Regions from separate parts of the Homo sapiens genome. Here regions 2, 3, 4 and 5 are each linked to region 1. A link is a loop called in an ENCODE intact Hi-C map of the cell type or tissue named here. Cell type or tissue: PC-9. All regions are shown on one strand. Each heading gives the region's core, and the rest is flanking DNA. Links, peaks and the distances in the headings are about the cores only.

Region 1 (6,614 bases), core at 691-5,690:
TGTGATCAATTTTAGAGTAAGTGTCATGTGGCACCAAGAAGAATGTATATTCTGTTGTTTTTGGGTAAAGAGTTCTGTAGTTACCTATCAGGTCCACTTGATCCAGAGCTGAGTTCAATCCTGAATATCTTTGTTAATTTTCTGTCTCCATGATCTTTCTAATATTGACAGTGGGTGGTAACATCTCCCACTACTATTGTGTGGGGGTCTAAGTCTCTTTTAACATCTCTAAGAACTTGTTTTATGAATCTGGGTGCTCCTGTACTAAATGCATATATATTTAGGATAGTTAGTGCTTCCAGTTAAATTGAACCCTTCACAATTTTTTAATGCCCTTCTTTGTCTTTTTTGATCTTTGTTAGTTTAAAGTCTGTTTTGCCAGAGACTAGAATTGCAGCCCTTGCTTTTTTCTGCTTTCCATTTGCTTGGTAATTTTCCTCCAACACTTTATTTTGAGTCTATGTGTGTCTTTGCACATGAGATGGGTCTCTTGAATACAGCACACCAGTGGATGGTTTTTCCTTTCCATATTTAGTGCTTCCTTCAGGAGCTCTTGCAAGGCAGGCCTAGTGGTCACGAATTCCCTCAGCATTTGCTTGCCTAAGAAGGATTTTATTTCTCCTTCACTTATGAAGCTCAGTTTGACTGAATATGAAATTCTGAGTTGGAAATTCTTTTCTTTAATAATAATGAATATTGGCCCCCAGTCTCTTCTGGATTGTAGGGTTTCTGCTGAGAGGGCTGCTGTTAGTCTAATGGGCTTCCCTTTGTAGGTGACCTGGCCTTTCTTTGCCTTTCTTTCTGGCTACCCTTAATGTTTTTTTCTTCATTTTGACCTTGGAGAATTTGATAATTATGTGTCTTGCAGTTGATCTTCTCATGGAGTATCTTACTGGGATTCTCTGGATTTCCTGAATTTGAATGTGGGCCTGTCTTGCTAGGTTGGAGTAGTTCTCCTCGATGATATCCTGAAGTACATTTTCCAACTTGGTTCCGTGCTCCCCATCCCTTTCAGGTACCCCAATCAGTCATAGGTTTGGTCTTTTTAAATAATCCCATAGTTCTTGGAAGTTTTGTTTGTTCCTTTTTATTCTTTTTTTCTCTAATCTTGTATGCCTGTCTTATTTCAGCAAGATAGCCTTCAAGCTCTGAAATTCTTTCCTCCACTTGGTCTATTCGGTTATTGATATTTGTGGTTGCATTGTGAAGTTCTCATGTTGTGTTTTTCAGTTCCATCAGATCATTTATATTCCTCTCTAAACTGGTTATTCTGGTTAACACTTCTGTAATGTTTTATCATGTTTCTTTACTTCTTTGCATTGGGTTAGTACATGTTCCTTTAGCTCAGCAAAGTTTATTACTATCCATCTTCTGAAGCCTACATCTGTCAGTTTATCCATTTCAGCCTTTGCCCAGTCCTGTATCCTTGCTGGAGAGGTATTGCGATCATTTAGAGGAGAAGAGGAACTCTGGCATTTTTTTGCATTTTCAGCATTTCTTTCATTGATTCTTTCTCATCTTCATGAGTTTGTCTAGCTTCGATCTTTGAGGCTGCTGATCTTTGGACGGGGTTTTTGTGGGGTCTTTTGTGTTGATGTTGTTTTTGTTGCTTTCTGTTTGTTTTTCTTTTAACAGTCAGGCCTTTCTTTCATAGGGCTGCTGCAGTTTGCTGGGGGTCCACTCCAGATCCTATTCTCCTGGGTCCCTCCTGTACCTGGAGGTGTCACTAGTGTAGGTGCCTCCCTTGGCTGGGGGTGGGAGCTTCTCTTGCCCTGTGTGGCTCCTGGGTGGGCCATCACACTGCCTAGCTTTCCTTGCTCTCTGTGGTTGCGCCAACTGCCTATCAGTCTCATTGACGGAACCTGGATATCTTAGTTACTGGTGCAGGATTCACTTGCTGTTTTTATTCTTCTTGATGGGCGCCTTTGACCAGAGCTGTTTCTAGTTGGCCATCTTGGCCCAAAGAGTGAAGGATTCTACAGCAGGGAATCACATAATGAAAGTGTGCATTTTGGGAGGTATGGAAAAATGAAGAGGTAGGCTCACAGTTGATAGTTTATTTAAGAATCAATAATAATTTATGTGAAAACAACAATGACAGTGACAGCAGAAAAAAAGTAAAGTTGAGAGCCAATAAGGTCAAATTCAATGATACTTTTCAAACTGTATATTGCTACCAATTAGTGAGTGGTAAAACTAGTTTTGTGGGCCTTACCTAGTATTTTCTGTTTGTCTGCATTTGTGTTGTTCATTTTATGATCTTTTTCCATATCTATATGTAGTAATAAAATATTTGATATTTATGCTTTTACTTTATCAGACATAAAAATAAATATTCTTTTATAAAACCTTGTTCCATTTATATGCATATGTATGGAGTGTCTCTGTGTGTATGTGTGTGTGTGTGTATGTGTACTAGGTGAGCATAGAATATGTATTTCAGAGACAGAATACTGTAAAGGCTAAGTCAAGAGCATGAAAATTGGACCACATTGCCTGATACGTGACGTTAGTAAACTTACTTAATTATTTTCTTTTTTTTTTGCCTCAGATTCCTTATCTGTAAAATGAGATATCTGTAAAATGAGATAGGGAACGAGTCACCTACATTTTTAGGAAGATTTTACTTGGTAACCTGTATCAGGTCTATATATGTTATTCCTTTCGTGTTTTTCTCCAATATTATACAATTTTTCAGCCAGAAATTTTTCTGTAAGGCATTAGGTCTATGATAATAAATCTTTCTCACATGAAATATACCTGTGAATTTGCCTTAGTGGTTTGTTGACTCAAATAAACACGCAAAAATATAAGAAAGTTACAAAATAAGACTACTATTGAAAGAAGAGAGCATAAGGAATCTATAAAAAGTCTTCTAAATTTTCCTAGAAGCAATAGAATCTTGGATTAAATTTTACTTTATATATGTGAATATTTATTTATTTATTTATTTATTTATTTATTTTAGAGGTAGGAGTTTTAAATGGTAAAGTGGAAACAGAGGCATCAATTTTATTTCCTTTTTTTTTCTTTTGAGATGGAGTCTGGCTCTGTTGCCCAGGCTGGAGTGCAGTGGCGCGATCTCAGCTCACTACAACCTCCACCTCCTGGGTTCAAGTGATTCTCCTGCCTCAGCTTCCCGTAGCTGGGATTACAGGCGCCCACCACCACACATGGCTAATTTTTGTATTTTTGGTAGAGATAGGGTTTCACTATGTTGGCCAGGCTAGTCTTGAACTCCTGACCTCAGGTGATGTGCCCGCCTCAGCCTCCCAAAGTACTGGGATTACAGGCATGAGCCACAGCACCCGGCTGAGAATTTACTTATGATAGGAAAAAAAATGATTTAAGAAAAATGTTATTTGGTTCTTAAAACACCATTGATAGTTAAAATGAAGTACAAAAGAATCCACCTATCTCCCTTGACTATGTAAGAAGTTCTAGCTTAAGGCTCTATTTATTTCAGAACAATTATCTAAACTTGGAGCATTGGTGTTAATTTAGTCTCCAGCTAAAGGTTAACTTCAGCTGTGATAGGAACAAATAAGTAAGCACATATTTCTTTCTTTTCACTTGACTTGGGCTGGGTGTACTTTGATGGTGGAGGAGGGTGCAGGTGCCTGTGGATACAAATGACAGAAGAGATCAGCCATTAAGGATTTAAAGACCCTAACTTGTGTATGTTGCGCCCTCTGCTGGTTACTAAAAACCAGAGTCAAGAAGTGTCTATGGACAATGAAGTAAAAAAATCTATAAATATTCTTAGTACTCTCAAATATGCATTCATTGTAGAATGGGCATTAAACTTTTTTTCTACATCAAATTAGGGTATTCAGAGGATTACAGCTCTTTTATTTGTAATGCATAATTCAGTTTACACATGACTTTGGTTGGCTATGGCTAACACATAGAAACAGCACAACAGAAAAGCTGGTTATGTGGAAATACAACTTTCAAAACAGTTAAAATGGGAATTATTTATTTGAATAACAAAAACTATAATTATGTGTTTCCTTTAAATAACCACTTCTCATAGAGATATGTAAAATGTTTAAATTATGTTATTCTACTTATATTAAATACTTATAATAGTTTAATTCAAATGCACAGTTGAAAAATACCTCCATTGGGGGAAGAAACCATTTTAGGACTCCACATACATTATGTTGACTCATTTCTTACATGGAGAGGAAGCAAGCAACCAGGAAACCAGATTGAGAAACTGAGTTAGAGTTAAGTAAGTCCTGTCCTCGCATGAAGAAGAGCTACCTCAACACCTCTTGCCTCAGTTGGAATTAGTCCAGGGCATTGGACCAGTGTTGAGTTCATAGGTGAGCACCAGGTAGCTCAAACTGTGGGGCTCAGGTGGAAGCACTGGCAAACTTGATGCCTGTGCCTGAAATCCATTCTCTCTGAATGCCTTTCTGATTTCCTACGGGGAGAGTTAATAAGAATGCCTTTCCTTTACTTATTAAAAAGATGAGGTACAAATTATATGTGACTTAGACACTTTTCATCAAAGACCACAAAGAAGAAGAATTCATTCTGGCCCTACCCTTTTGAGGTAAGTGTTCACTTTTATTGTAATCACAATTACTATAAAGTAACTGCAGAAGTTAGCATTGATCCTAAAGCGTATATTGAAGCTAGAACATGAGGGAACAGGGACTAATCTCTCACAGTGGTCTACAAATTACAGATCTTATTGAATACTCTCTCTCCAGTGTGCATATATGGCCACTATTTTAACTGTTAAAGAGACTTCCAGTCACACACTGGAGGGGGAAAAAGACAGAGTAATATCCAGAAAAACAGCACACTAGACTCCATTCTGACCACAAGTCCCTGGATATGGCTGCCAGTGACGTGAATGAAAGAGACTCATGCCAGTAGAAACAAGGCCATGGGCAGGGAGATGTCTTAGCACTACTTAAGGCAAGTCATGGTGGGAGGAGTCAGCCAGGCAGTCAACATTTACCTTTGCCTGTAGTGCAAAAGCAAAATCAGACAGTGATGAATATTTTTTTCTTTTTAGAGAAAGGAATAAACAAGGAGAAGGAGTGATTGTCATTCTTTTAAGACCTGGAATAGGAGAGAGAGATTCACATACCATGTAGTGTGTGTGTCTGTGTGTGTGTGTTTACACACACCTACACATGAGCAGCAGAAACATATTAGCAACTCATTAGTAACATGTCCTTTACTAAATATTAGGGCCTCATTTCTTTCTCTGTAAAAATAAGAGGTTAGGTTAGTTAAATGTAGTATAGGCCTTAAAGTCTATGAGTCTGTACATCCAGCCAATTTTACTTGTTTATAAAAATGTTTTGGAGGAAAAGCTGAAAATATTATGAAATTGGCAGTGACAGGAATCAGCCAATCTCTCTCAAGGAAGTTTCATGAAGGAAATGTATCTATGTTTATTTGTTTGTTTGTTTTTTGAGACGGAGTCTCATTCTGTCGCCAGGCTGGAGTGCAGTGGCACGATCTTGGCTCACTGCAACTTCCGCCTCTGGGTTCAAGTGATTCTCCTGCCTCAGCCTCCTGAGTAGCTGGGACTACAGGCACGCGCCACCATGTCCAGTTAATTTTTGTATTTTTAGTAGAGACAGGGTTTCACCATGTTGGCCAGGATGGTCTCTATCTCTTGACCTCGTGATCCAAGTGCCTTGGTCTCCCAGAGTGCTGGGATTACAGGTGTGAGTCACGGTGTCCGGCTGTGGACCTATGTTTATGAAGATTCTTATCTAAATTTGGCACCTAATACATAAATTATCAGAATCTAGATAACCAACAGAAAGGTTTTCTTTGAATTATTTTTAAAAATAAGTTGACAAAACCTTAAATAGAGTTTTAAAAGAAAGGAGAAGCTGAGTTTGAGAGGATTGGGGTGGGTATGACAAGCAAGGGAAATGACATAGTTTAGAATTTTAAAGAGGGAAGTTCACTTGAAATTAATGAATGCAGTTTTCTACTCAGACACAATTCCAGTCATGAAAAACCTGGATATATTTTAGGGGAAATTATCCACAAACTACAATAAAACCATCATTCCATTAAATAATGTTAACTAACTAGTATTAAGACTTGAGAGTGACAGTGAGTGAGTGTTAGCCAGGTAAATAAAGGTAGAAAAGGCACTCCAGAAAGAGGAAACACCACAACCAAAGGCAAGAAGATTTCAAGAGGCACGGAGGGTGGGGGGCATTGCAGGCATTTCCATATTATGAAAACATAGATTATGAAATAGGGAATAGTGTAGTGGCAAATATAACTGAAATGGTGGTATTTATGTCATGTTCTATGCCAAGCTAAGAATCTTGAGATTTATTCCATTGCTAGTAAGGGCCTTAAGCAAGCTAGTAGTACAGCACAATTAAAGCAACCCAGCCAGAGCACGGAGGCTGTATTTGAAGGCAGCAGGGCTAGAAGCAGGCTCTTTTAATAGCCAAGTAATGATTCTTAAGTTGGGATCTAGGCACAAATAGAAGGCAAAGAGGAGAAGGAGGACATGAATAGGAATTTTCAGAACATAAAAACAGCAGAATTTGCTTAATTGTTTGGTTCTATAAAACAATAGAGAAAACTCCCCAGATTTTTGATTCCAGTAACCA
Region 2 (6,614 bases), core at 521-5,520, 600 kb before region 1:
CATGTAGCATGAAAAGGATAAGAAAATGAAAGGGCAAATAGTTTAGTATTTAAATTCCTGTTTCAACCAAGCATTTGACTAAATTTTAGAGATTTATTTTGAATATGCAGCTTAGTATGAAAAATTTCTAATTACACTTGGCTGACAGACTGTCAATGGGATTTTATGTCATTTTCATTCTTCAGTTTTTCCAAATAAATATGTAAAATGTCCCAATTTTTTTTTTTTTTTTTGATTTGCAGTCTTGCTCTGTCTCCCAGGCTAGAGTACAGTGGTGCTATCTCGGCTCACTGCAACCTCTGCCTCCCGGGTTCAAGCAATTCTCTGCCTCAGCCTCCTGAGTAGCTGGGATTACAGGCGCGCACCACCATGCCTGGCTAATTTTTGTATTTTTAGTAGAGACAGGTTTCACCATCTTGGCCAGGCTGGTCTTGGATCCCTGACCTCGTGATCCACCCGCCTTGAACTCCCAAAGTGCTGGGATTGCAGGTGTGAGCCACTGTGCCTGGCCCCAAATTTATAATGAACAAATCTAATGGGGGTATAAAGACAATCTGGATAAAAAGTACTACACTAGCAAAAACATATATTGGCACAAAAATGTGTCATATGAAGGCTCTCCTCTTGGCTTTTCAGCACCCATATAGTTAATAGTTATTATACTGAATGACTCAAATATTTAAGATGTTTCTAAGAAGTGCTTAACCTGATTTATACATATGATAATAAATGGGTATCTTCATTTTATTTGACTTGGTCTTATTCCAACCTTGTAGCATGGACTTTTCCCTATAATTTTATAGATAAGAAAACTGAGGCTTATAAAGTTCAAGCAATTTTCCTAAAGGTGTGCCTCTGGTCAGCTCGGTGAACTACCTGTTATTTCTACCACCTGGCATTGCTGATATCAGTCCTGAGTCACATGAAGCATCCAGCTTGGTGTCATGCAGTCAGGGACTTTTGATGATATAACTGATGATGAGAATGGTAGCTGTGAACAGAAAGTACTACTTCCACTACAAAGTTTATTTGAACTTCAGTTTTACATTTTGTTTTATGTCCTCTTATTACATATGGACTACAAGTCTGGAAAGCTTCCTTGATCTGCCAGATTGCCATATGTATGCTCTAAAGCAGTTTTGAATGAATTTGCAATATATGTGTACTTAATAGGGACCAATGCTTAACACAGAAGTATGACCTCTTGCCCCCTATTTTGAAAGAGACACTGTGTCCAAAAGATGATTTGACAGAGGTGAGGGGGTGTATGTATTGTCCCTGAGCTCTTTGATCTTGGGATTGGAGCAGCGTTCTGACCTTTTTATTCCAGAGGTCTTATACTTTTCCCAACACAATCTTTGTGGGATGTGAAGTAGATTGCAGAAACTGTTTAGCCAGCGTTTGGTAAAAGTGAGAGCTGGATAGGGCTGATAGGCAATTAATAGAAGAAAATGATATTTGGGGTTCTCTGTGGAACCTTTAGACCTGCTCCTTCACAGTTTTGCATTTCTCAACAGAGAATAAAGTTGTTTTCCTGTCTTTGTCCTCTTGCTTTCCCACTCATCTTTGTCAAATCCTAGCTGAGGACAATGAATAGTGGCATTTGTTTCTTTCTATTGACATTAAAGGTGGTGCCTCTCTATGCAGGAAAGGACCTGTTAGTATGCAGATAAATCCATGGGGGCACTCAAGTGCCAAAGCCTGTAATCATATTTTTTCATCAGCTTCAATTGTAGTTTGCAAGACTGAAAGTATGAAAATGAAAGCTTATAGCCGCACATACATTTGTGGACAAGGCACTTTAACTGCAGGGAGGCAATAGTCTTAGGATTGCTTTGGAACTCACGTCTTTTGGCATTATCTGGCTTTCTGGCCTCATGGCTCATTAGTCCTGGGGTGTGTGTGTGTGTGTTTGTGTGTATGTGTGTGTTACAGAAACAGAGAAAGACAGGAAGAGACTAAGAGAGGAATACAAAATGGGGAGAGGTATTTAGTTACCACCATTTAGTTGTATACTAGGATCGCTATTACATGCTTGGATTTGGAAGGGGCCACACGTACCTGTGGTAGACTCTGTTGGTTGCTTATGTTCCATTCCAATGCACTCAGCCCCTGGATATAAGTCACTTTTGGTGTAAAGCAATTACGACAATCTTGTTGCTCCTTGACAGTGACTTACCTGGGATGGCTATGTGATCCTGTTCTGGAAAAGAAAATGTGAGGAATATGCTGGGGAAGTCCTACTGTTGTGTGAAGACAGGTTCTTTGGAGCATTGTTGTTAGCCATCTTTTTTGTTTTTTGAGATAGAGTCTCACTCTTGTGGCCCAGGCTGGAGTGCAGCGGCGTGATCTTGGCTCACTGCAACCTCCGCCTCCTGGATTCGAGTGATTCTCCTGTCTCAGCCTCCCAAGTAGCTGAAATTACAGGCATGTGCCACCATGCCTGGCTAATTTTTTTTGTATTTTTTTGTAGAGACAGGGTTTCACCATGTTGGCCAGGCTGGTCTCGAACTCCTGACCTCAGGTGATCGGCCCACCTTGGCCTCCCAAAGTGCTGGAATTACAGGTGTGAGCCACCACACCTGGCCATTGTTAGCTATCTTTAACCTTGAGGGAAAACACTGAATACATACCAAAGCTGATTGAGTAGAAAATTTGAAGGACCTTGTGTTTTGATGACATAATTGAACCGTTGACTCAATCCGGGGCTGGCTTTTCTCTGGTCTCTTTGTTAGGTAATGTCCATGTGACTTAAGCCTATCAGTCAAGTTTTCTGTTACTTGCAAAAAACTATTCCTAATTGATACAATATCATAACAAGAATTATATATTATAATTTGCTTTTTAAATTTCACACTACAGAGCTCTTACACTATAATTAATAGGACAATTTAGTCACACAGAAAATGACATAAGCTAATAACACGAAATCAACAGAGAAGACACTTAAATATTATAAATAACTAAATAAGACATTAATTTAGCAAATATATAATGCATAAATGTGCCTTATTAGTTTGATGCCAATTATCTTTATAAAATTATCCAAGCTTAATTATCATCCTTCTATATCATATTAATATCAGTATCTGTATCAAATTTTGACACATTGGTATTTGCAAGTGAGTTGATGTTGTTGATGCCTCCATAAAGCAAGAACATATTTCAATACATTTAAAACAACATAGCACTGGTGCAGGTCACATATGAGGGTGAATTCTGGAAAAGTAGGCTCTAAAATAACAGATTACCTACAGTGTTCAAGATATCTGTGGCCAAAGTGTTGATGACCTAGGGTGTTTGTCCTTTCTCTGCCCTACTTTGCTCTCTGGTGAACAGCAAGAGAATATCCAGAGGCGCTGGAATAATTACCAGGAGGAAAAAATGTGGTAGGTTTGAACATGCTATTAACTAGAACACTGGTATCTCGGTATTTGAACCCCCACTCTATGTATATTTTCTCAAGCACTGCTTGCACATTACGCAGGAATGCCTGGCATTGGCACAGTAAATAGAACGTCTAGCTCCTTGATGCTCAAGTGTTGAGTCAACAGTTGTTCTTAGGCCAGCACATTTTCATCCTGAATGAAAGCAACCTAAAGTCTTTAAGAGATTATTAGGGAAAGAATATTAGTTTCTCAGTGGATTCAAAGCCAGCTGTGGAGGCCTTTAGTACAGTTTACGCTTCTTCAGTTCCCCTTTCTTCCACCTTTGGCATGCCTACAATTGGATGAAGTGCTTTTCCTGAAATAGCAATCACTCTTAAATCCATTAGCTGGAAACTGAAATGTTTCCCTAATTGTTTAAAGTCTCATTGTGAAAAGGAAGTTACTATTGATTGGAATATGAGAGGAAACAATCCCAAGTTTGTGATTCTTTTCCTTTCTATAAACATAGTCAGATAAGACTGACACACTCAGTGTCATCAGATTTACTTCTCAGAAGTTCCCCATTCATTACTAGAAGTTTCTTGTCTGTGTTTCTTTGTGCCCGTATTAGTCAGGGTTCTCTAAAGGGACAGAACAATAGGATATATGTATACATGAAAGGGAGTTTATTAGGAGAATTGACTCACCTAAGGTAAAGTCCCACAATAGGCCGTCTGCAAGGTGAGGAGTGGGGAAACCAGTCCGAGTCCCAGAACCTCAAAAGAAGGGAAGCTGACAGTGCAGCTTTCAGTCTGTGGCCCAAGGTCTGAGAGCCCCTGTCAAATCACTGGTGTAAGTCCAAGAGTCCAAAAGCTGAAGAACCTGGAGGCTGATATCCAAGGACAGGAAGCATTCAGCATGGGAGAAAGATGAGGGCCGGAAGACTCAGCAAGTCTGCTCTTTCCAACTTCTTCTGCCTCCTTTATTCTAGCAGAACTGGCAGCTGATTAGATGGTACCCACCCAGATTGAGGGTGGGTCTGCCTCTCCCAGTCCACTGACACAAAAGTTAATCTCCTTTGGCCACACTTTCACAGGCACACCCAGGAACAATACTTTGCATCCTTTCAATTCAATCAAATTGATGTTCAACAGTAACCATCACAGTGCACAATCATTTCGTGTGTGTGGGTGGGGGGGTGGGTGAGTGTGCGTGTGTTTGGGTTTGTCAATACTTTCTCTCCCTTAGTTTTATTCTTGGGCCTCTCTTATGTGATTTGGATCTTTGTTTTACTTTCAAAATTTTTATTGAGTTTTAATAATTTTTATCACATCTTCAAGCCATCACTCTGTCTTTTAAAAGTTAGTTGGCTCAGATGCAGAAAATTGAAACTGGATCACTTCCTTATACAAAAATTAACTCAAGATGGATTAAAAACTTAAATGTAAGACCCAAGACTATAAAAACCCTAGAAGAAAATCTAGGAAGTACCATTCAGGACATAAGCACGGGTAAATATTTCATGATGAAAAACACCAAAAGCAATTGCAATAAAAGCAAAATTGATAAATGGGATCTAATTAAACTAAAGTTCTGTAGAGCAAAAGAAACTATCATCAGAATGACTAGACAACTTACAGAATGGGAAAAAATTTTTGCAATCTATCCCATTGACAAAGGTCTAATATCCAGAGTCTATAAGGAACTTAAACAAATTTACAAGAAAAAAACAAGCAACCCCATTAAAAAGTGGGCAAATGATATGAACAGACAGTTCTCAAAAGGAGACATTCATGTGGCCAACAAACACATGAAAAAACCTCAACATCACTGATTATTAGAGAAAAGCAAATCAAAACCACAATGAGGTATCATCTCATGCCAGTCAGAAAAAAAAAAAAGTCCAGAAACAGCAGATGCTGGTGAGGTTGCAGAGAAAGAGTAACTCTTTTACACTGCTGGTGGGAGTGTAAATTTGTTCAAGCATTGTGGAAGACAGTGTGGCAATTCCTCAAAGATCTAAAGGCAGAAAACCATTTGACCCAGCAATTCCATTACTTGGTATATACCCAAAGGAACATAAATCATTCTGTTATAAAGAAACATGCACATATATGTTCACTGCAGCACTATTCACAATAGCAAAGACATGGAATCAACCCAAATGCCCATGAATAGCAGACTGGGTAAAGAAAATGTGGTACATATACACCATGGAATACAATGCAGCCATAAAAAGGAATGATATTATGTCCTTTGCCAGGAAATGGATAGAGCTGGGAGCTGTTATCCTCAGCAAACTAACGCAGAAGCAGAAAACCAAACATGTCATGTTCTCCCTTATAAGTAGGAGCTGAACAATGAGAGCACATAGGCACATGTAGGGGAGCAACACACACTGGGGCCCGTCAGGGGTGGGAGCGGGGTGGGGGGAGACCATCAGGAAGAATAGCTAAGGGATGCTGGGCTTAATACCTAGGTGGTGGATTGATCTGTGCAGCAAACTACCATGGCCTATGTTTACCTATGTTAACAAACCTGAACTTAAAATAAATGTTGGATAAAAAAAAAAAAAAGAAAAAAAGTTAGTTGGTTGAACCCTACTGCTGGAATATGGCACTTCTTTTCCTCTCTTCTCCAACAGCCATTTCAGCTACTCTCAAGCACTAACTTTTAGCCATTGCTCCATATTTGTAATCCCAATGACTCATTTTTTTGGCTGTGGCCTTTAGCTATGTATCTCTAGTACCTAGAACAGTGCCTGGCACTTAGTGGGTAGTGATTAATATTTTTAAACAATAAAAATATTTAGGTTTTTTTTTTTTTGTATTTTATCAAAACTTCTCTGTAACCAAATAAATTGACCCAAACGAAAGCCATTCAAATTGAGGAGTTTTTTGCTTCACTCTTGACTGGACCAGGAGTGTTGGACAATTTTCTGAGCAAAGAGGAAAAAAACATTTTTCACTAAAGAGTGCTTATAATCTGATAAAACATAAATCCTAATAAATATGACAGTAGCCAATGAATGTGCTTCATAACTTTGGTACTTCTAAATGGGAGCTATAGGTAAATATTATTCAACCTTTTGTTTCATAGAGTCTGGCTATATTATTTATACTAAAATAAACTGTATTCTTTCATAAAACACTTAAAGTAGGAGACTGCTAATCCAGGACATTTTCACAGGGGTAATGAAATTTTGGGATTACTGAAGATTGAATTTAATTGTGTTGTAAGAGTATA
Region 3 (6,614 bases), core at 604-5,603, 490 kb before region 1:
CTTTTCGGTTCTACCTATGAGGTCACCAACTGATGGAAAAACAAAAAAATTAGTTTCTTTGACTAGTTTCTGTTTGGAATGCTTTCAGACAAGGCAGAAAAAGGGAAATTTAGGAATTAAACATAATTTACAAGCAATAAGAAAATTCCTACTGATAATTTCCCTAGGCATACTCAGGGAGCCCAGGTAAACAGAAAAGGGATTTTTTTAAAGTGAATTTCAAAAGGATTTAATCAGAGTGAAGTCCCAGAATGGAATAGGGAGGGAGAATGTTGTTATACAGAAGAATGATATTCTTTTTTTAAAAGGGTCATAGAGAATACAAGAAGAGGTAGCAGTAGGGCTCTGATAAGCTTAAAGAAGTTATGCTGCTTTTCATTTTATCCTGTTAGTTGATGCTGACCTCTGCTAGGAGACTGAATCACTGGAGTTAGGTTAGGCTTATGTTGTCCAATACGGTAGCCACTAGTCACATGTGGCTACTGGAACACTTGATATGTGGCTAGTCTAAATTGAGATATACTGTAAGTGTGAAATAGTCACTGTATTTTAGTATGAAAATTTAGTGTGAATAAAGACTTAGTATAAAAAGAGTGCAACAAACTGATAATTCTAAAAAATTGACTACATGTTGGAGCAATAATATTTTGAACATATTAGGTTAAGTAAAATATATTATTGAAGTTAATGTCACTTATTTCTTTTTTACCCTTTTTACTAGAAAACTAAAAATTATACACATGGTGGCCGGGCGTGGTGGCTCACGCCTGTAATCCCAGTACTTTGGGAGGCTGAGATGGGCAGATCACAAGGTCAGGAGATGAAGATCATCCTGGCTAACACAGTGAAACCCCGTCTCTACTAAAAATACAAAAAATTAGCCAGACGTGGTGGTGTGTCTGAACTGGTGGGTTCTTGGTCTCACTGACTTCAAGAATGAAGCTGCGGACCCTCGCGGTGAGTGTTACAGCTCTTAAGGTGGCGCATCTGGAGTCTGTCCCTTCTGATGTTCAGATGTGTTCGGAATTTCTTCCTTCTGGTGGGTTTGTGGTCTCGCTGGCTCAGGAGTGAAGCTGCAGACCTTTGCGATGAGTGTTACAACCCTTAAGGTAGCGCGTCTGGAGTTGTTCCTTCCTCCCGGTGGGCTCGTGGTCTTGCTGGGCTCAGGAGTGAAGCTGCAGACCTTCGTAGTGAGTGTTACAGCTCATAAAAGCAGCGTGGACCCAAAAAGTGAGCAGTAGCAAGATTTTATTGCAAAGAGCGAAAGAACAAAGCTTCCACAGTGTGGAAGAGGACCGGAGTGGGTTGCCACTGCTGGCTCTGGCAGCCTGCTTTTATTCTCTTATCTGGCCCCCACCCACATCCTGCTGATTGGTAGAGCCTAGTGGCCTGTTTTGTCAGGGCGCTGATTGGTGCGTTTACAATCCCTGAGCTAGATACAAAGGTTCTCCACCTCCCCATCAGATTAGTTAGATGTAGAGTTTCAACACACAGGTTCTCCAAGGCCCCACCAGAGGGCCCCACCAGAGCAGCTAGATACAGAGTGTCCATTGGTGCATTCACAAACCTTGAGCTAAACACAGGGTGCTGATTGGTGTGTTTACAAACCTTGAGCTAGATACAGAGTGCTGATTGGTGTATTTACAATCCCAGAGCTAGACATAAAGACTCTCCACGTCCCCACCAGACTCAGGAGCCCTGCTGGCTTCACCTAGTGGATCCCGCACCGGGGCTGCAGGTGGAGCTGCCTGCCAGTCCCGCGCCATGCGCTCGCATTCCTCAGCCCTTGGGTAGTCGATGGGACTGGGTGCCGTGGAGCAGGGGGTGGTGCTCGTTGGGGAGGCTTGGGCCGCACAGGAGCCCATGGAGTGGGTGGGAGGCTCAGGCATGGCGGGCTGCAGGTCCCGAGCCCTGCCCCGCGGGAAGGCGGCTAAGGCTCGGTGAGAAATCGAGTGCAGCGTCGGTGGGCTGGCACTGCTGGGGGACTCAGTACACCCTCCGCAGCCACTGGCCCGGGTGCTAAGTCCCTCATTGCCCTGGGCCAGCAGGGCTGGCTGGCTGCTCCGAGTGCGGGGCCCGCCAAGCCGACGCCCACCCGGAACTCCAGCTGGCCTGCAAGCGCCGCAGGCAGCCCTGGTTCCCGCTCGTGCCTCTCCCTCCACACCTCCCTGCAAGCTGAGGGAGTGGGCTCCAGCCTTGGCCAGCCCAGAAAGGGGCTCCCACAGTGCAGCGGCGGGCTGAAGGGCTCCTCAAGTGCCGCCAAAGTGGGAGCCCAGGCAGAGGAGGCGCCGAGAGCCAGCGAGGGCTGTGAGGACTGCCAGCACACTGTCACCTCTCGGTGGCATGTGTCTGCATTCCCAGCTACCTGGGAGGCTGAGGCAGGAGAATCACTTGAACCCGGGAGGCAGAGGTTGCAGTCAGCCAAGATTGAGCCACTGCACTCCAGTCTGGGCAACAAAGCGAGACTCCGTCTCAAAATATACACACACACACACACACACACACACACACACGATTTGCACTTGTGGCCCACATTAGCAAGACTCTGTCTCAAAAAAAACACTATATATAGTATGTGTGTGTATATATATATATATATATATATACACACACACACACACACACGGTTTGCACTTGTGGCCCACATTATATTTTTATTGGATGGTGCTGATTTAGGCACTGCAGAGCTGGGCCTTTTGGGGAAGATTTGTTAGCTGTCTGGGCTTCAGTATGCATGTGTCTCAAAGGCAGGAGATAGAGGTGATGACCTGGACCTGCTTTTTGTAGACTTGGATTTTGTTTTCTTAATTTCTAAACTTGGGTCCTTTCTCCAATAGATAAATTTAAGCCTCGGAAAACTATTTATTATGAACAGCTATTTAGGTTTCCACAACAATAGCCAATTTTCAAATAATCTCTAAGTATAGCTCCTTCCTTATGACAAGTAAATAGGAAAATGTAACTGATATGTTGGGGAACCTACGGGTGGAGAGTACAGGACAGCGGTCAAAGAGTGAGTCAGGGCCAGGGCTAGCATTAGCATCTCTGTGACTCACAGTTGCACTCTAACCACTTGATGATTTTCATCTTGAGAAATACTGAGTGTGATGGCCCTTTCACACCAGGAAATACTGAAAATTGCTGAATCGGTGTTTGTCAAGCTGATAATTTGACTGATAAAAGCTAGGTGGGTGCAGTGAAATGGGTGGGTTCTAGCCTGCAGCATTGTGCTATCTGTGTATGAGCTACCGTAGGGTTACATCACTGGTTTGACTCAAGAAAGAGTATAAGGGGAAGCCACTGATATTACCTGTTTAGTGAAACATGAAGGAAATCCCACTGCAGAAGTGAAAATGTTACTGCCTACTTTTACCAGTAATTTCAAATGTAAACATTTAATTTAAAGAAATACTAACAATAAGCTTATGATAATTTCTACAAGGCTGAAGCCTAGCACAATTGGGTGAAAGAAGAATTTACATAGATTCACTGGCATGTCAAAAGGTATTTGTGCAGGTGTGTTGTCACCTGACCAAGGTGTCCATACCTGTGCTGTAGGTATATTTAAGATTTTGAAGATTATATTTGAAAAATATTTAGCTTTGTCCTCATAATCGTTTATACATGATTTTCTTGTGGTGATGACCACAAGGTTTTACCGTTGTGTGTCAACATCTGTGTCTCCACAGATGTTGACTCTGAACTTCTCAAGGTAAGGGACTGCATGTTTTTCCTTCAGTTTCTCTGATACTGAGCAGCATCTGCTATGTCGACAGTGGTTAATAAAGGTTTGATGAATTGAGTAGGTCTCCTTCATTAGGTGTATGAGGCAGAAAGAGGAAAAGAGAACTCGTGATGTACAGGAGCTTCTTCTTAAAGGGACTAGTGGGTAGGGAATCTAACTCCATAATCTGTCATTTCCAAATACCTGCCTGTTCTTTGAGCTCAAAAAAGTGGAAAGGAGAAGGCCTTTAAACTTTTGGATATAGAAACCTCAGTGTGGAATTAAGCTTGAGGTAGATGGTTGAGAACTAAAATGTTATGCGTAAGACATTAACAGGATTGACGTGTGACAGGCTGCAGCTAGGAACCAGAGGAAAGGAACCAGAGAGGCGGAAGAGATGTTATGGGGCTGAGTGGGGAACAAACCAGCGAGAAGTTATTCATGGCAGGAAATGGCTAGTACTTTTTCAAACAGTGAGTCTGAGGTTTAATTTTCGGTTTTTGTATTGCTTCTATTATAATCTCAGAAAAAAATCCATTGCCTTCAAAGTGCTTAAATTTCCAGTTGGGAAAGGAGCCTGCGTGTGTGTGTGTGTGTGTGTGTGTGTGTGTGTGCGCGTGCCCATGCCTGTTGTGGGGTAGCAGGTAAGGGTGGAAAACAAAACATGGTTTTTATCCCCCAAATTACTCTTTCTTATTAGGGAAAAGGAATAAAGAATGAAAGTTTTCCTTTGGGTTATATCTAAGAACTGGATAAAGCTCTGGGGATGTCCTAAGGAATAATTTCTTATGTAATTTTTCAAAAAAAGTCAGTTTTTCATTTTAACTGGTCTGCTGATTTTTGGGGGAACAACAGTACAATTTGCAATTTGATGCCTACATATTTATAGGGGAGTCCTGTCCTGTCTATCTCAATGTTGAACCCAAATTCACATTGTCCTCCACGTAAGCTTGCCCTCCACTCAGAGCCACTACCCCACTGACCAGTCACGGAGGACAAAGGTTCTGCTGGTATCACAAACTCTTATCTCCAGAGAATGACCTACTGGATGTTATGGATGTGGACCTAATTGGAATGAACAAAAGCAAATTAGTTGTCATTGAAATAAGAAGTGGTGCCAGACAATATAAAAGTATTCACAGGTTTCAAAAGTTAGGGTGCTTCAAAAATGCCTCACTCTCAGCAAACTATCGCAAGGAAAAAAAAAACCAAACACCGCATGTTCTCACTCATAGGTGGGAATTGAATAATGAGAACACTTGAACACAGGAAGGGGAACATCACACACCGGGGCCTGTTGTGGGGTGGGGGGAGGGGAGAGGGATAGCATTAGGAGATATACCTAATGTAAATGACAAGTTAATGGGTGCAGCACACCAAAATGGCACATGTATACATATGTAACAAACCTGCATGTTGTGCACATGTACCCTAGAACTTAAAGTGTAATAAAAAAAAAAATGCCTCACTCTTGCAGCTGCATGTTTCTTTATAAATCATGGTAGGATTTTTTAAAATTCGTGTTTTCTTATGTGATCTCTTTCCAAAGAAAACTAAGTCATTTCAGACAAAGATAATTATGTTTTATTTTAAATATTATATAATGATGACAATTATATGGGTGTGCTTCTATCTTCACTCTCTTTTATTTAGAATTAGGTTTACCTTAGGAATTACATAAAACTCAACTAGCAGTGGCTTACATAAATAGGAATTTATTTGTGTTATAAACACAGACACACACACACACACACACACACACACACACACACACAATCTGGGGGTAGGTAATTCAGGGATGCCATTAGGGACTCAGGCTGATTCTTTCTGTTCCTGTCTTCAAAATGTAAAATTGGACCTCTCGTTTGCCACCTCATGATCACAGCTAGCTGTGGAACCCTCAGACTCCTGTACATTATTGGGGCATTTGAAAATGGATAAAGAGTAAAGGGCCAAAGAGGAATGCCAGTTAAATCTCTATCCTAAACGATTTTCCCTAAAGCTCCACTCAACAATGTCTGTTTATATCTCATTATTAGATCTTACATGCCAACCTCTATCACATGCATATTGCTGTCCCAGATAAAACTGGGCTTCTCTTACCAAGGAATAAGGAGACTTTGCCTTGGTCACCACGAGCATTTGCTACTCTTCCACGCTTCCTCCTCAAACATGAAATATTTGTAGACCTGTAGGATATTTATAGTTATAAAAACCTTAGAGACAACACAAACCAACATTGCCTTCTCATTTTACAGATGAGAGTACTGAAGACCAGAAATATTAGTTGAATTTTCCACTTGAAGAACAGAGGAATGGAAAGCTCAATTCTTACATCACTCATAATGGGTATTAAATTTAGTGCTTTATTGTGTATGCTAGAGTGTAAATTACTTGAATTACTTAAATGTATATTGCATTTGTTTCTTGAATATATTTTGCATTTTAAAATTTTGTATCTTGTATTTCTTACTTGAATTTATTGTATATTGTATTTGTGTATTCACTTATGCTTATTGTTTTGCATTTCTTTATTATATATGTGTTGTATTATTTATTATAATTGTATTTACTACTTTGAGTTGGTTGCATTTATATGAATTATATTTTGCATTTATTGTATATTATAGTTTTTACTTAAATTTACAGTATAATGTTTTATTTTATATGTTAGAGTGTAAAGAACTGCCAAGTTTATTTTTGTTTCTCTCTCAGTAAATACCAAAAAAATCCACTGTAGAGACCTCTTTAAACGTTATTTGAATTCATTATGTCATGAATATCATCAATGAAAAGGGAGGAGGAAGAAAACTTATAGATAAAAGGAATCAATTTGAAAAGTAGAAGAAGTACTGTAATGCCAAAAACAGTAATCAATCAGAAAACACAC
Region 4 (6,614 bases), core at 1,097-6,096, 440 kb before region 1:
TCAGAAATTTTTTATTACAGACCTACTGAGTGCCAGGTGTCCTGTTAGACATTTGAGAAATGTAAATGAACAAAAAGATTGCGAGGATTCCAGCATGGGAGAAAGACAGTAAACAATAAACAGAATAAGTAAATTAGGTGGTACTTTAAAAATATAATAAGTACTATGAAAAAACCAATCAGGCAGAGAGAAGAAGGTTGAGAAAGAGGAACCCAGATGGGAGGGAGCAGATAACATCTGGGCAAAGACCAGGGGAGACAAGAGTGGGGAAGTTATGCATTCAGATGATGTTGGGGAAAGACACTTAGTGCGAAGGGCCTAAGGCTGTCAGCTGGACTGGAGCAAAGTAGGTGATGTGTTCATGAAGATAATAGAGTGTGTGTGTGCGTGTGTGCGCACACGCATGTGTGTGAGAGAGAGATCATGTAGGGCCAACGATTTTAGATTTATGTATATATATATTTTTTCAAAAGTTAATTATGAAGGAGGAAGGACCATAAAATATTTAAAGTTCAAATTTCTCTAGTTCCTACTTTCTTAGGGGATTAGTTTTAGGGAGAACTTTTTTTTTTTTTTTTTTTTTTTGAGATGGAGTCTAGCCCTGTTGCCCAGGCTGGAGTGCAATGGCGCCATCTCACTGCAAACTCTGCCTCACAGGTTCAAATGATTCTCCTGCCTCAGCCTCCTGAGTAGCTGGGCTTACAGGCGCCCACCACCATGCCCAGCTAATTTTTGTATTTTTAGTAGAGACGGGGTTTCATCATGTTGGCCAGGCTGGTCTCGAACTCCTGATCTCGTGATCTGCCTGCCTCAGCCTCCCAAAGTGCTGGGATTACAGGTGTGAACCACCGCACCTGGCTGAGAAGTTGTTTTAATCTATGTCATTTTGTAATCTGTACAAATTTATTTTAAAGTGATTTAAGTTATATATTGGTAAAAATTAAATAGTTGAATGAAACAGGTTTCCCTAAGATGACCCAGTAACAGAAAAATTTGTTTCCTGCTTGGAGTGCAAACAGAAAGGACTTAGTTTATGTCTCCTTTAACCATGCCCCCATGCCCTTGATAAAAGAGCTGCTTCTACCTCAGCTGAATGGGAAGTCATTTTGATTGAGTCTGGAAGGGGAATCGTTGGTGGTGGGACTGTCTTCTGAGTGGGGAACAACTGCCCAGGTCTGATGAGGCTCCCTGGGCCATCTGGAGAGTTGAAGTGTGTAGCATTATGTGGAACGGGACGTAAAATTCTCCAGAGGAAACCAGAGCAGCAGCTTCAGCATCACTGGACACTTGTTGGAAATGCCAGTTCCCAGGTCTGGAGGTGATGAGTGTTGGCAGTACAGAGACGAATGAATGAGGGGCCTCTGTCCATTCCACTAGAAAAAGAGGTTCTTGACCCTGGCAGCACCTTATAATCCACAGGGAACTTAAAACAAAACAAAATGAACAACCGATGCCACGGCTTCTGTACCAGAGATTCCAATTTAATTAATCTGGGGATAAACCAAGAACATCAGTATTTTTAACTCTCCTAAAGTGTTTCTAATGAGCAGAATCAGTGTAATAGAACAGATTTCTTAACTTCCACACTATTGACACTTTGGACTGGAGAGTCTTTTGTTGTAGCAAGCAGTCCTGTGCATTATAGGATGTTTAGCAGCATCTTGGCCTTTACTTACAGAACCCCTGACCCCATCTGTAAAAATCAAAAATGTCTTCGAATATTGCCAAATGTCTGCTAGGGGGCAAAATTGCCTCACTTGAAAACCATTGCTCTATAGCAATAATTCTCAAAGGTTAGTGCAACATTGCCCAGTAGAAACATAATGCTAACCATTACAAGCATATGTAATTAAAAAATTTTTAGTAGCCACATTAAAATAAGCAAAATGAAACAGGTGAAACTAATCTTAATAATATAATTTAATTCCTATATCCAAGATAGTATTTCCACATGCACTTAATATAAAAAATATTAATAAGGGATTTTTATATTCTTTTTTCAAGTCCTTGAAATCTAGCATATAATTTATCCTAACAGCATATTTCAATTCAAACTAGCCACATTTTGAGTGCTCAATTGCCACATGTGGCTCATGACTAGTATTGGATGAATGGGGTTTAGCAGGCGTCATAATCACCTTGAGAGTTTGTTAAAATATAGAGTGTTGGCATCCTTGCCGCCCTGTCCCCCTCTCCAGCTTTTGATTCGGTAGGTCTGGGGTGAGGCTTGAGAATTTGCATTTCTAAGAAGTTTCCCAGTAACACTGTAGCTGCTGGTCTGGTGACCACACTTAGAGAACTACAACCACAGATGTAGAGAAACCCTAGAGGCTTGTTATTAAAAAATGTGGTTTGTGGAGCAGCAACAGCAGCAGCAGCTGGGAGCCTGTAAAAAATGCATAGTCCCAGACTCTCCCCAAGACATATCAAATCTGCATTTAGTACTGGAATCTATGTTTCTTTTTTTTTTTTAAAACAGGATCCCCAAGTGATCACATTAAAATTAGAACATAAGACCACCTTGAGTAAAACTTTCCCTGTTAGTGTCTATCTTAGTGTTTTCTTCTTAGGACTTTTCTCAGTTCTTCTCTATTTTTCCCATGAGAATCAAGAATGTAGAATCTTGGTTGCTTTTTTAATTTTTCTGCTAACCATTCTCTATCAAGGGTCTAGTACAGTGCATTCACATAAAAGGCACTTACATAACTATGGAATTAGTGATACTATAAAAGAAGAGAAGGCTGGGACAATGGTTAGATACCTTCTTTGGCTTTAAAGATTTGAATAAAAATGTGTTTCTAGATGAGTTGAATACTGGAGTTCAGGAGCTGATTTTGCAGCTCCTGCAGGCTGGAAGTTTGAATGGTCCTTTCCTTGAGCTTCACCTGTACCCAGGGGGTATGGGTGACTCACTTGGCAAAAATTGCCTTGTGTGGTGCTTGTTCTCAGCCTGCTTGCCAGATTCCTCTTCCTGGCAAGGTAGGGCCCCATTCTTTTTCCTTTTGAGGAGTGGAAATAGTCTGGTGTTTGTGGATCACCAGCATCCAGGAAGTGCTCCTGGGATAGCCCTACTTCAGAACTGTGAGTGATGTTTAAAGTGTTGGTGACCACACAGGTTTCTTCACACTTCTGCAGCCAGCTGGCATTCCAAACTCATCATGCTCAAATTGACTCAGTCCTAAATAACCAAACACTGTGAGAGGGTGGAAATTTGGTTTCCAAAGGGAGTTACTGAAGTTACAAATCCTGACTAAAGTATATATTTTTCACATATAAAAATAGTCTCTGGGCTCTTGGATCAGTTTTATTTTTTTTCTTATGCTTTTAATCATAGAAAATAGTCTCCCCATACTTCTTTTGGGAAACATAGTACGTTTTTTTTTTCTCCTCCGTTGATATTTAGTGCTAAGAGTGAATTTACCAAAGGGTTTGTGAATTCTGTCTGTATATCTTAATGTGCACCCACAACTTTGTAGACAGATGGAAAGATGAAGTAATTCAGAGGTTCAAAAGAAAAAAAAAAGCAGAAATGAGCAACATTTCATAATCTTCTTTGCAACTGGCTTCATTGACCTTTTTCTTACTTAGCTTCCTTCCCTTCACGGCAAGCTTTTGAAAAAATTGGGGACAATGTAATAGTGAAGTGACTATTCTATGTTTTACAGGAAGATTTAAATGAGAAACAATTGCATTGACCAAATTAATGAGCTAGATTGTAGTAGGGCAAAGGTTGCCTGGGGTGTATGCAGGGGGAGGGCAGGAGGGATTCAGCTGAATGAAGTGACAGCCCTCTTTGTTAACTTCAGACCTGGAGGTGTGCTACAGTGTTTTGTCATTGAAGGGTGTATCATCTTAAGGGCATGTAATTTGCTATTAGTTCTCAATTTCAAGCTATTTCCCTCTTAAATCTGAAAAAGTACCAATCTGAGGAGATTATGCCAGGTATATACTGAGTGAATGCTTCACAAGTGAGGCTCATCCAACATTATGGTGAACATTACTATTTAGTCTCTATAAAATTATATCAGAAAGTGAGAAGTATAGATGAGATTTGCTCCAATTCACTCAATGAATCTGGCAGGTTGGAAATAGGCTATTACACTAGACTTCCTGATGGTTTAGTGGGAATTCCTTTGCTTATGAAGCATCCATTATTGCCTGAGGCATTACTAGTGATTAGAAGGGAAATATTTCTGCTCCAATGCCTTTTGCTTCAGCAACCATAGTTTAGCCACGCAAGGGGGAATCACCTTTGCTCTGGTTTCTTGTCTTAGTGTGAAAAGTCCCTGAGCAGCAGCCTACCTCTCCCTTCTCCTCATATTTAATCAGTGAACACTGATGGGGTAGCTTCAAGAGTAGGTACTGTACTAAAGCAAAGGCTGGTGGTTATGTTGGCAAAATAGAAAATGAAAATAAAGGAAACCCTATACAGTAAGTCCTCACTTAATGTTGTTGATAGGTTCTTGGAAACTGTGACTTGAAACAAAACAACATAGAATGAAACCAATGTTTTATTCTTATCAAGGATGTTGAAAGAAATGATATTATTCAAAGACCTGTTGTATGTCATTTCACTTTAAGTCACAGTTTCCAAGAACCTATCGACAGCATTAAGTGGACTTACTGTATATCATAAAGTGGAAAGTTTGGCACAGTAGTTACAAAGGGCAAGAGACGAGAAATATGAGGCTAAATTAAACAAGGGCTAAAATTTTAGATGTTATTTAGCAGAAAAGTTATGGTAAGGGAAATATTATTTGGGATTGTGCTTCTTCTATACATTACCTCATTCATCTCTATGGTAACCCTAAAGACACATTGCACAGGCATTCTTCCCAATGAATGCATGAGGAATCTGAGGCATGAGACATTTAGTTACATAACTGACTCTCCAGCTCATTTAAGGCTGGAGATAAAGTGAGAGCCAGAACTTTGGTTCTGAATTTTCTTTGAAAGATTTTCTGGGATCTCTTCTAGCTGTGTGATTGTTATGTGTAGTTTTAAGCATTTATGAGCATCTTACCACCATTCCCAAGAAAATGATCTATGAAGAAAATTGTCTTAATCAGCTCAGGCTGCTACAACAAAATACCATAGACTAAACAAAATACTATGCAATTTGAAGGCTGGGAAGTCTAAGATCAGAGCACTGGTAGATCTGGTATCTGGTGAGTGCACTCTTCCTAGTTTGCAGACAGCTGTTTTTTTGTTATATCTTAACATGGCAGAGAGAGATGATCTCTTGTTTGCCTCTTATTATAGAGGCACTAATCTCATTCATGGTGGAGGATGAATGAGATTAGGGGATGGTTCCACCATCATGACCTAGTAAGTTCCCAAAAGTCCAACCTCCCAATACCATCACATTGGGGATATAGGCTTTAATATGAATTTTGGGAGGACACAAATATTCAGTCCATAGCAGTTGTGATGTACAATATCTCTTCATATCATTTTAAAAAAGGAACAATGGATAGGCTTTTAAATTTGTGTCTTAGCTGTCTTTCATCTAAAATTACCAGTTCTCAAGTACTCTGCAATTTAACTGCTTTCAGAATTTCACTGCCTATCTATTGATGGCATTTTAACTTTCTGGAGCCTGGCAGCCACAGTCACTTAATTAAAAACATATTTGTTTTATTAATAAAGTAGTTACCATTATTTATTATTCAATTTTCAAAATATGGTTGATAATGAACACTCATGGTTTCTTGTTGAAGCAGGTAAATTAGGAAGAAGATCAAGTCTCTCTGAGTTGAATTTACCTTATAATCAGCCTGAAAGCAAAATAAACAATATAGTGTTCTAGTGTTTGAAGGACATGCCATCATTTGCTAAGAAAACATTTAGGTTTTTGAAGATTTTGTAAAACAGTTTGATCCTCTATAGTGCATATTTTGTTACACACATTTTTTTTTTTTTTTTGCTGTGGTCACTAGTAGTGAGGGAGATGTTTATTGGGCTAAACCTAAGGAACTTCGATCACATTGGAAAAATGAGAAGAACAAATAGCAACAAATCCTCCACACATACTGATTGACTTGGACACAGTCTCTTCAGTTTACCTGTGACAGTGTCACCATGGATCATCCTGCAGGCATCTGTTTATCCTCCTTCTGTCAACCTTCAAGTAAAGGCTGTATCTGGAATGTCCTACATTTCCCCATTTATGATCTTTCAGCCCAGATTTATCTTAAATCGACTGAGATTTTCAGCCTATATAACCTTTAGGGATAATAATATCTGGAAGTTTGTCACCCTGTAACCAAAGTAGCACTTTATAATTGAATCAATAGACTTGATTGCATTCTCTAAGAGATTCAGTCTGAAATTTTGTCTAGTTAGAGTCATAGGTCTGTTTCTCTGAAGGAGGTAAAAGAGGATTCATCCAGCCAGTTGTGACTCTCAGGTAAGAAATTTACTTAAGTAATCCATGTGTACTCTCCACCTGTGAGTCTTTAGGTGGCAGTTATAATTTGGTACATAGATGACCTTGTAAGTTTGTTTTAGTCATAGATACTTTACATAAACATAAGTGTAACAGAGGATATTTATTCATCATAAAGTAATGTTCTTCTGGTGGCCACACCTTTAAGGAACATAATATAGCACAG
Region 5 (6,614 bases), core at 498-5,497, 570 kb before region 1:
TGATCTTGGGCATGTTGCTTAAACTTTCCGAGCCCAACACCTCCTATCTGTAAAATAGAATAAATGGTATCTACACCACAAAAGCTTGGTTTGAAGAGTAAATATTTAACCTAATGTGTTCAGCATTTTACAGGACCTAATAGGGATTTAACTTCAAGTCCAGCCCTTTGTTATGACTTTCTCTCTCATTTTTCTTCCATGTGACTTTTTTTAAACCATCAGTGTCATGTTTTTTTGTTCTCCTTAAATGTAAATATCTTCCCACACTTTTAGCACTTTGTATCCTGTTATTGTTGATAAAAGCCATGAAAAAGCAGTGGTTCAAAAGTCAAGAAACAGGACCATGACCTAGTGTCAGTGCGTCTCTCATTTAACTCTTAATATATCTAACTGGACTCTGGGAACTAACCTCAGCTTTGATCCACTGACAGTTCCTTCCTTCTAGTTTTAAAACTGTGTTTGACATTTACACTCTCTTTCTTTAAAATTAACCCCTTGAAAATGCTAAGATTTGATGTCCCTATGCTACCTTGCAGTTGGGTACACAATGGCGGTAAGGGTGATGATAACCATGAGGATGATAATAATGATGTTTGAGGACCTTTGACTACAATCACATTATGTAAAAGAGTCTGTTCACATGGCCTAAGTGGGAGAACATGAGTTAAGTAAGTACCTTTCTCTGTAGGCTGACATAAGTGTTATGAATGTTTTCAAGTTCTTTATTTAAATTGTATCAAGACCTAATGCTGCAAGTCAGCCTAAACTCTATTTTCTCAGCTATATGTGTTCATAAGATGAATACTTTTCCAATAAGATTTTTCTGAGTTCATGAAATAACCACTGTTAAGCCATTGACATCATACAAATTATTTTGAAATGTTACCTTATATTTTGTTTTCAGCCCACTTTTCCTGAAACAAAAAACTTTTTACTTCGAAATTTTAACTGAAAACATTTCTAGGCTATAATCAATGTAGATATAATGGTATCTCATTACAGAAAAATTGAAATACTAGATGTAAAGTTCAAATTAATGGAGGAAAGGAATATATAATCAATATTTTATTCACATCCTGGTGATTTATTTTGTTGCTATTGATAATGTACGGTTTAGAACTATTTCAATCCATAAAAGGCCATCTTGGATCCATTTGTGAAATGTTCAATTCTAAGAAACATAATAATTCAGCAGCAATATATACCCCTGAACCAAATATTATTAAAAAAAATCAATACCTCATCTCCAACATAGAGAATGCAGCATGCTGCACTTTACTCAGCAAAACAGAATTCTCTTCTACAAAAAGTTGCAGGTCTAACAATTCAGTGTCTTGGAGGACTTTACAACCAAATAATAACAAGGAAATGAAGGAAAAAGTGTTCCTATAAGAAGATAGCCAAAGACCAAAGATGACTTTGTTGGCTCCTTTCCTGTTGTGATTTAAAAATACTGATCATGAGAAAATAGGTTGTACATACATATTATCTCCAGGGTTAGGTTTCATGGAATTAAAAAGAGGAGAAGCAAAGAAGGAGATCTTGGAGCAGATAGCCAAATTTCATGATATTCATAAAGGCAGAGGGCAGTCATACATGATGAAGTGCCATGTGTTCTTCTGTGCACAATAAAGAGATCTCGTTAAACTGGGAAGTCATTTATTCCTTTAGGGAAGGATGCAGATGAGTTAGGGAAATGCCAACAAATTGATCCTGAACATAAAGGAAATGTTATCAATGTCTTATTTTGGGACAAAGTTTCAAATTCTTTTTCCTATTAATTCCAGAGATTTATGGGGAAGCAAAACTGGTTTGCATTTTAGGGCATTTGGATAAGCAAAGTCGATTTTGCTAAGGAAATAATTTAAGGCAGGTAGCCAGAGAAAGGCTGATAAACTAAGTAGCTGCCATGTAAACATACACTTCTGGATGACTTCATAGGAGCCTGTTGTTCTTCCTCAACCAAACTGTCAGGTTCTTAATGTTAGAGAACTTGTTCACACTGAATAGGCCCCTAAGAGGTGCTTTGTACCAGACTCTAAATCATCTTATACAAAGTACTGAATTGTTTGGGTCCACTCAGAAAGAGTTATCACCTCCAAACTCACTCCTACACTTGGCTCTGCTTTGTATCATGAGTATAACTCACGTTAAGAAGACTCAATATAACAAAATACGGATTTACACAAAAGTTGAATAATTGGGGGAAGTGCTAACTTAGGATATGAGAAGGATGATGAGACAGGTCAAAGGATGATCAGAATCGTAAGTCCAAGCATATCTGCATGAAATGAGCCTGAAGGGAGATCTAAAACTGGGTGCCAGGCCAAGAGGCAGGAAGGACAGATCACAAACGTGTACCTTTGGTTCAAATCAAGTCTCAGATCTAGGGTAAGTGACTCATAAAGTTTCAGAGATCAGGCAATCAACCTGTTGGAAGGCAGCCATTTAGTCTCCAGAAGATGGGGATAAAGGGCAAAAGACTTAGACATTGGGGGAACTAGAATGTAAAGCAGGGAGATGAAAAACTAGGCAACAACTAAGACTGAATACCGGGGATATGGAAAACTGTAACTCAATAGCTTGAGACCCATGGTACTATGAGCCATCAGTGAGAATGGCTCAACACTGACTCAGAGCGCTGTGGGTAACCAGGACACCTTAGAGCACCAGGCCTCAGGGCAGGGTGATGCCTACGTCAGAGCAGTTTAATCTCTTGATAGCAGATGTTTGAGTTCCATGCAGGTAGGAAGTCAGATATATGATTACAGGGGTGATCTGTCTACTCTAAGGTAGAAATTCAAATATGTGGGATTTGGTTTTATCAAAAGCTCTTCTTTTTATTTTTATTTATTATTTTTAATTTTTATCTATTTATTTATTTTGAGACCCTGTTATGAGACTGGCCAACTTTTGTATTTTTGGTAGAGGTGCGGTTTCACCATCTTGCCAAGGTTGGTCTTGAACCCCTAGGCTCAAGCTCTCCACCCACCTCAGCCTCCCAAAGTGCTGGGATTACAGGCATGAGCCACCATGCCTGGCCATCTCTTGGTTTTAAATTTTTTGGTACACATTTGTTGAGTACAGTGTCTTAAATATTCTTTTCTCCTTTAATCTATTTACTAAAAAAATTATTAATTGCATATTATGACTCAGGTAATAAGCTTTGCACTGGGGTTATTGGAATGCAAATGATTATGATGCTTGTCTTTAGAAGCAAACAGACAGGCGAACTGATATTTAAAATATCAAGTGTTTGGTACAACCAGGGAGATAGGCACAGGGTACTATGGGGCATGGCTTGGAAAACGGAGGCTAAGGAGGCTTCCTGGAGTAAAAGAGCTATAATCTAAGGTGTAAAAGATGAGTAAAATTATCTAGGTAGATAGGCAGGGTTGAGGGACAATATAAAAGGAGGAGGGCCTTGAGTACCAGGATAAGGAACCCTAGTTCCTTTAGGTAATCAGCAGCCACTGAAGAATTGTAAGCAGAAGAGTGACAAAGTCAGAGTTTTCATTTAGATAGCTTTCTCTGGTGACAGTGAAGGACTGATTTAAGGAAGTCAAAACACTAAAGGGAGCTTGTTAGAAAGTTGTTACAGTGAGAGAGAATGAAGGCCTGAGCTAGAGCAGTCGTATTTTATTTATAGAAAGAGGAGAGTAAATCGACATGCAATAAAACACCTGTTACAGATTTGAGTTTAAGTTGTTTTGTGGGGATATAATTCATCTTTAAAATTTGCTGTCAAGAAGGATATACAAATATAAAAATTCATTAAGCTGTACACTTAAGATACACACACTTTATTGTAAGTTATACCTTTATATATATATGTGTGTGTATATATATATATATATATACACATATATATTTTAAAAAGAAGAAAAATTGTTAGAGGCCTTGGTTCTGGTAAAAGAGATGCTAATTACGTTTTGGAGCAAGTTTTCTTTTTTTTTGTGAAAACCACTAGCACAGGACCTGGCTTGTTCAGATTTCCCCCAGAATGCAAAATGTGAGAGCACTTATGGGCAGTACTTTACTGGAATTTCTTTTTCTTTTTCTTTTTTTTGCAGGGGGCAGGAATAAGGGAAAGGGGAAGCAAAGCAGAGAAAGAGAGAGAGCCAATACAAGGCAGTGTTATAAAGTTGGAACCACTATGGGAAAGACAGGTTGTTTGGTCCCAGGGAGCCTTCTGAGAAACAGCATGAAATGCATTTTAGGGGAAATGTTTGCCCATTAGTCTCATCTCCCATTGGTCCAAGGTTTGCCCCACAAGGAATGACTCCTGCACTTCTGAGTGCATACATAGACAACAAATGGGTTCCTTTGGTGCCCCTTGCTTTATCATCAACAGAGAAACCCCAGTGTGGAAGGCAGAAAAGCCCCCAGTGTAGAGGCACCAATTCTGGAAATGGAACATCAGGGATGATTTTTACTCTTTGATCCTGAGATGCATGCATTATGGCTACTGGGGACACAGCATGAGTTTTTAGCTGTTGGCTTAACATATATACCACGTCATGGATTACAGCAACCCAGTCCTTGCTATGACCATGTCTTCCCCAAGCTGGTGCTGTAGCTGAGCCTTTGACAAGACTTCCACTGTTCTGTTGGGTCAGCTACTTCTGAGCAATTGGTTACATGATTAGGCCAATGGTTATGTGCTCATTGTCACAGCTTCTTTGCAATAAAATGGGCTCCTTGATCTAAGACAATGTTGTGGGAAATACTATGTGATAGTTCAGGCATTCTGTAAGCCCTTAGATGGCAGTGCTGCAAGAAGCACTTGGGACAAGGAAGACAATTTCTTATGAGAGTAGATGTAAATTCTGGAAAGGACACATTGTGGTACTCTTCAGGGTGAAAGAGTCCAATGTAATCAACTTGCCACTAAATGGCTAGCTGTTCTCCTGAGGCATTGTTCTATATTGGATTGTTCCTTATTGAATATTCAACATTGATTTCTGCTGCTGGCAGATTGGGCACTCAGCAGTGAGAGTAGCTAGATCAGAGTTTGTAAAAGTTGGTTCTGTGCTTAATCATCTTTGCCAGCATGCATACTATGTTCATGGGTTTAGCTGGTTAGCACTGGACTGGCCAAGGAGTGAGACTTATTGACATTCACTGAACAAATCATTCTGTGCACCTAGAATTTGATTGCTTCCAGGATGGTCTCAGATGGGTATTAGCATAAAAAAATTCTGCATGCCTTGGACCATCTTCCACTGGTCACCCACATACCTCATCACCAGTCATGTTTTGGTCTTCAATCTAATTCCTTTCAGACCTCTAATAACCACCCAAGTCATTCAACATAGCTCAGGAATTCATATCCATATCTTGGACCACTTCTCTGTCCACACTAGGTAAATAATCAAATAAATGACTTGCAGATATGCCTATTGGAATGATTTCCTTTCATGACTGCCCTTTAGGACCACTCCTGAATGGGAATATAATACAACAGAAGTCCATTTTTTGACAGCACAGACATTGCTCTGACTCATCTGCGCACCAAGACTGTGTTTCCTCCTCCATCAGTTGGTAGGAAGAACTACCCCTCCACTCCCCATGAGACCTTACATACAAGCCGAGAGATTGGTGACAGCATGACAAAGATATGTGACCTGGTAGTCTGGGCTGCCTCTTCATTATAATTTACTCGTGCCTTCTGGACCTGATCCTGAATGATTATTTCCCCCTTTCCCCACTTTTCAACTAATTCAAGGTGGACGGAATGTATTATTTCTATTGTTTAATAAATTCTTGCTATGCCCTCCTGACCTTATGACTTGGTAACTACATACACCTTGCTTTTAACAATTAAATGCCAACCCCAAATTTCTCCTTTTCTGGAATCCTATCACCTCGTTTGGCACCACGGAGCAGAGCTTCATTACACTCTCTTTTACTGTCAACAATATATTTCAGATTACTTTCCCTCACCAAGTTTCTTAAAGCTGTTTCTTAAAGATCCCCCTGCCCCTCCCATCCTGAGATGCTTCTCCCATGCACTCTTGTGGCTTTAGTGAAGGAAGTATCCTCTGGGCCCTCCCAGGAAACAGAAACGTGTATTGGGTTTTCCGGTCTTTTAAAAAACATTTTAATTTAACTTAATTTAAAGTTCCAGGGTACATGTGCAGGATGTGTAGGTTTGTTACATAGGTAAACGTGTGCCATGGTGATTTGCTGCACCTATCAGGGTTTTCTGTTCTTACTGAGAAATCCACTTTAACATTTCAATCTCTCTGACTCTTCTGGCTCCTTTCTTGGTACTTTCTTACTACTTAGCCAAGGAGGTGCTGGCATGTCCTCCTAATTTACCATGGACCCATCATGTCTAATTTCAAGAAAGCATTCCCATAGTGTAGCAGGGCTAGTTCTCCTTTCTACTAAATTCTCCTCTATCTGGCTTTATATTTCTCCTCCTGGACCACTAACCCTCAAAAGCCTCTCTTACGTGTGTTCTCTCAGTCCCTGTAGTATGTGTCAGCCAGTTATTACGATTCCTTCAAGTGTAAGCTACTCCCTCCCTGAGTATGGGCTTTACATTCTTCTGTCAGCTGTGCCAACACCTGACCCTGTTATAGGCCTGGGCACAATGAGGGGTGGTG

Evidence for each region. A loop is a pair of places that touch in the nucleus more often than their neighbours do. Peaks named below come from ENCODE experiments on the same cell type or tissue, not always from the same donor. Only the 100,000 strongest peaks of a DNase experiment are listed, where the experiment ranks them.
Region 2: a loop joins it to region 1, with 2.7 times the contacts of the local background. A loop is called at or near these places in 3 of 110 quality-filtered maps.
Region 3: a loop joins it to region 1, with 14 times the contacts of the local background. A loop is called at or near these places in 5 of 110 quality-filtered maps.
Region 4: a loop joins it to region 1, with 7 times the contacts of the local background. A loop is called at or near these places in 5 of 110 quality-filtered maps.
Region 5: a loop joins it to region 1, with 18 times the contacts of the local background. A loop is called at or near these places in 9 of 110 quality-filtered maps.

The regions. Positions count from the first base shown.
Region 1 is chr5:39,946,147-39,952,760 of GRCh38, reverse strand. No RefSeq gene overlaps it. Among named protein-coding and RNA genes, the nearest start is that of LINC00603, 100 kb to the left of the region's middle. In PC-9, for the core only: CTCF peaks have their summits at 3,474 and 3,690 (motif pointing left); a DNase peak (open chromatin) is centred at 3,680.
Region 2 is chr5:40,549,277-40,555,890 of GRCh38, reverse strand. No RefSeq gene overlaps it. Among named protein-coding and RNA genes, the nearest start is that of PTGER4, 130 kb to the left of the region's middle. In PC-9, for the core only: no CTCF peak of the experiment used is centred there; DNase peaks (open chromatin) are centred at 3,500 and 4,000; H3K4me3 peaks cover 1,149 bases; H3K27ac peaks cover 2,545 bases.
Region 3 is chr5:40,434,202-40,440,815 of GRCh38, reverse strand. No RefSeq gene overlaps it. Among named protein-coding and RNA genes, the nearest start is that of LINC00604, 200 kb to the right of the region's middle. In PC-9, for the core only: no CTCF peak of the experiment used is centred there; a DNase peak (open chromatin) is centred at 3,115; H3K27ac peaks cover 1,561 bases.
Region 4 is chr5:40,382,147-40,388,760 of GRCh38, reverse strand. No RefSeq gene overlaps it. Among named protein-coding and RNA genes, the nearest start is that of LINC00604, 150 kb to the right of the region's middle. In PC-9, for the core only: no CTCF peak of the experiment used is centred there; DNase peaks (open chromatin) are centred at 3,030, 4,170 and 4,830; H3K4me3 peaks cover 1,779 bases; H3K27ac peaks cover 4,163 bases.
Region 5 is chr5:40,514,616-40,521,229 of GRCh38, reverse strand. No RefSeq gene overlaps it. Among named protein-coding and RNA genes, the nearest start is that of PTGER4, 160 kb to the left of the region's middle. In PC-9, for the core only: no CTCF peak of the experiment used is centred there; a DNase peak (open chromatin) is centred at 2,519; H3K27ac peaks cover 2,902 bases.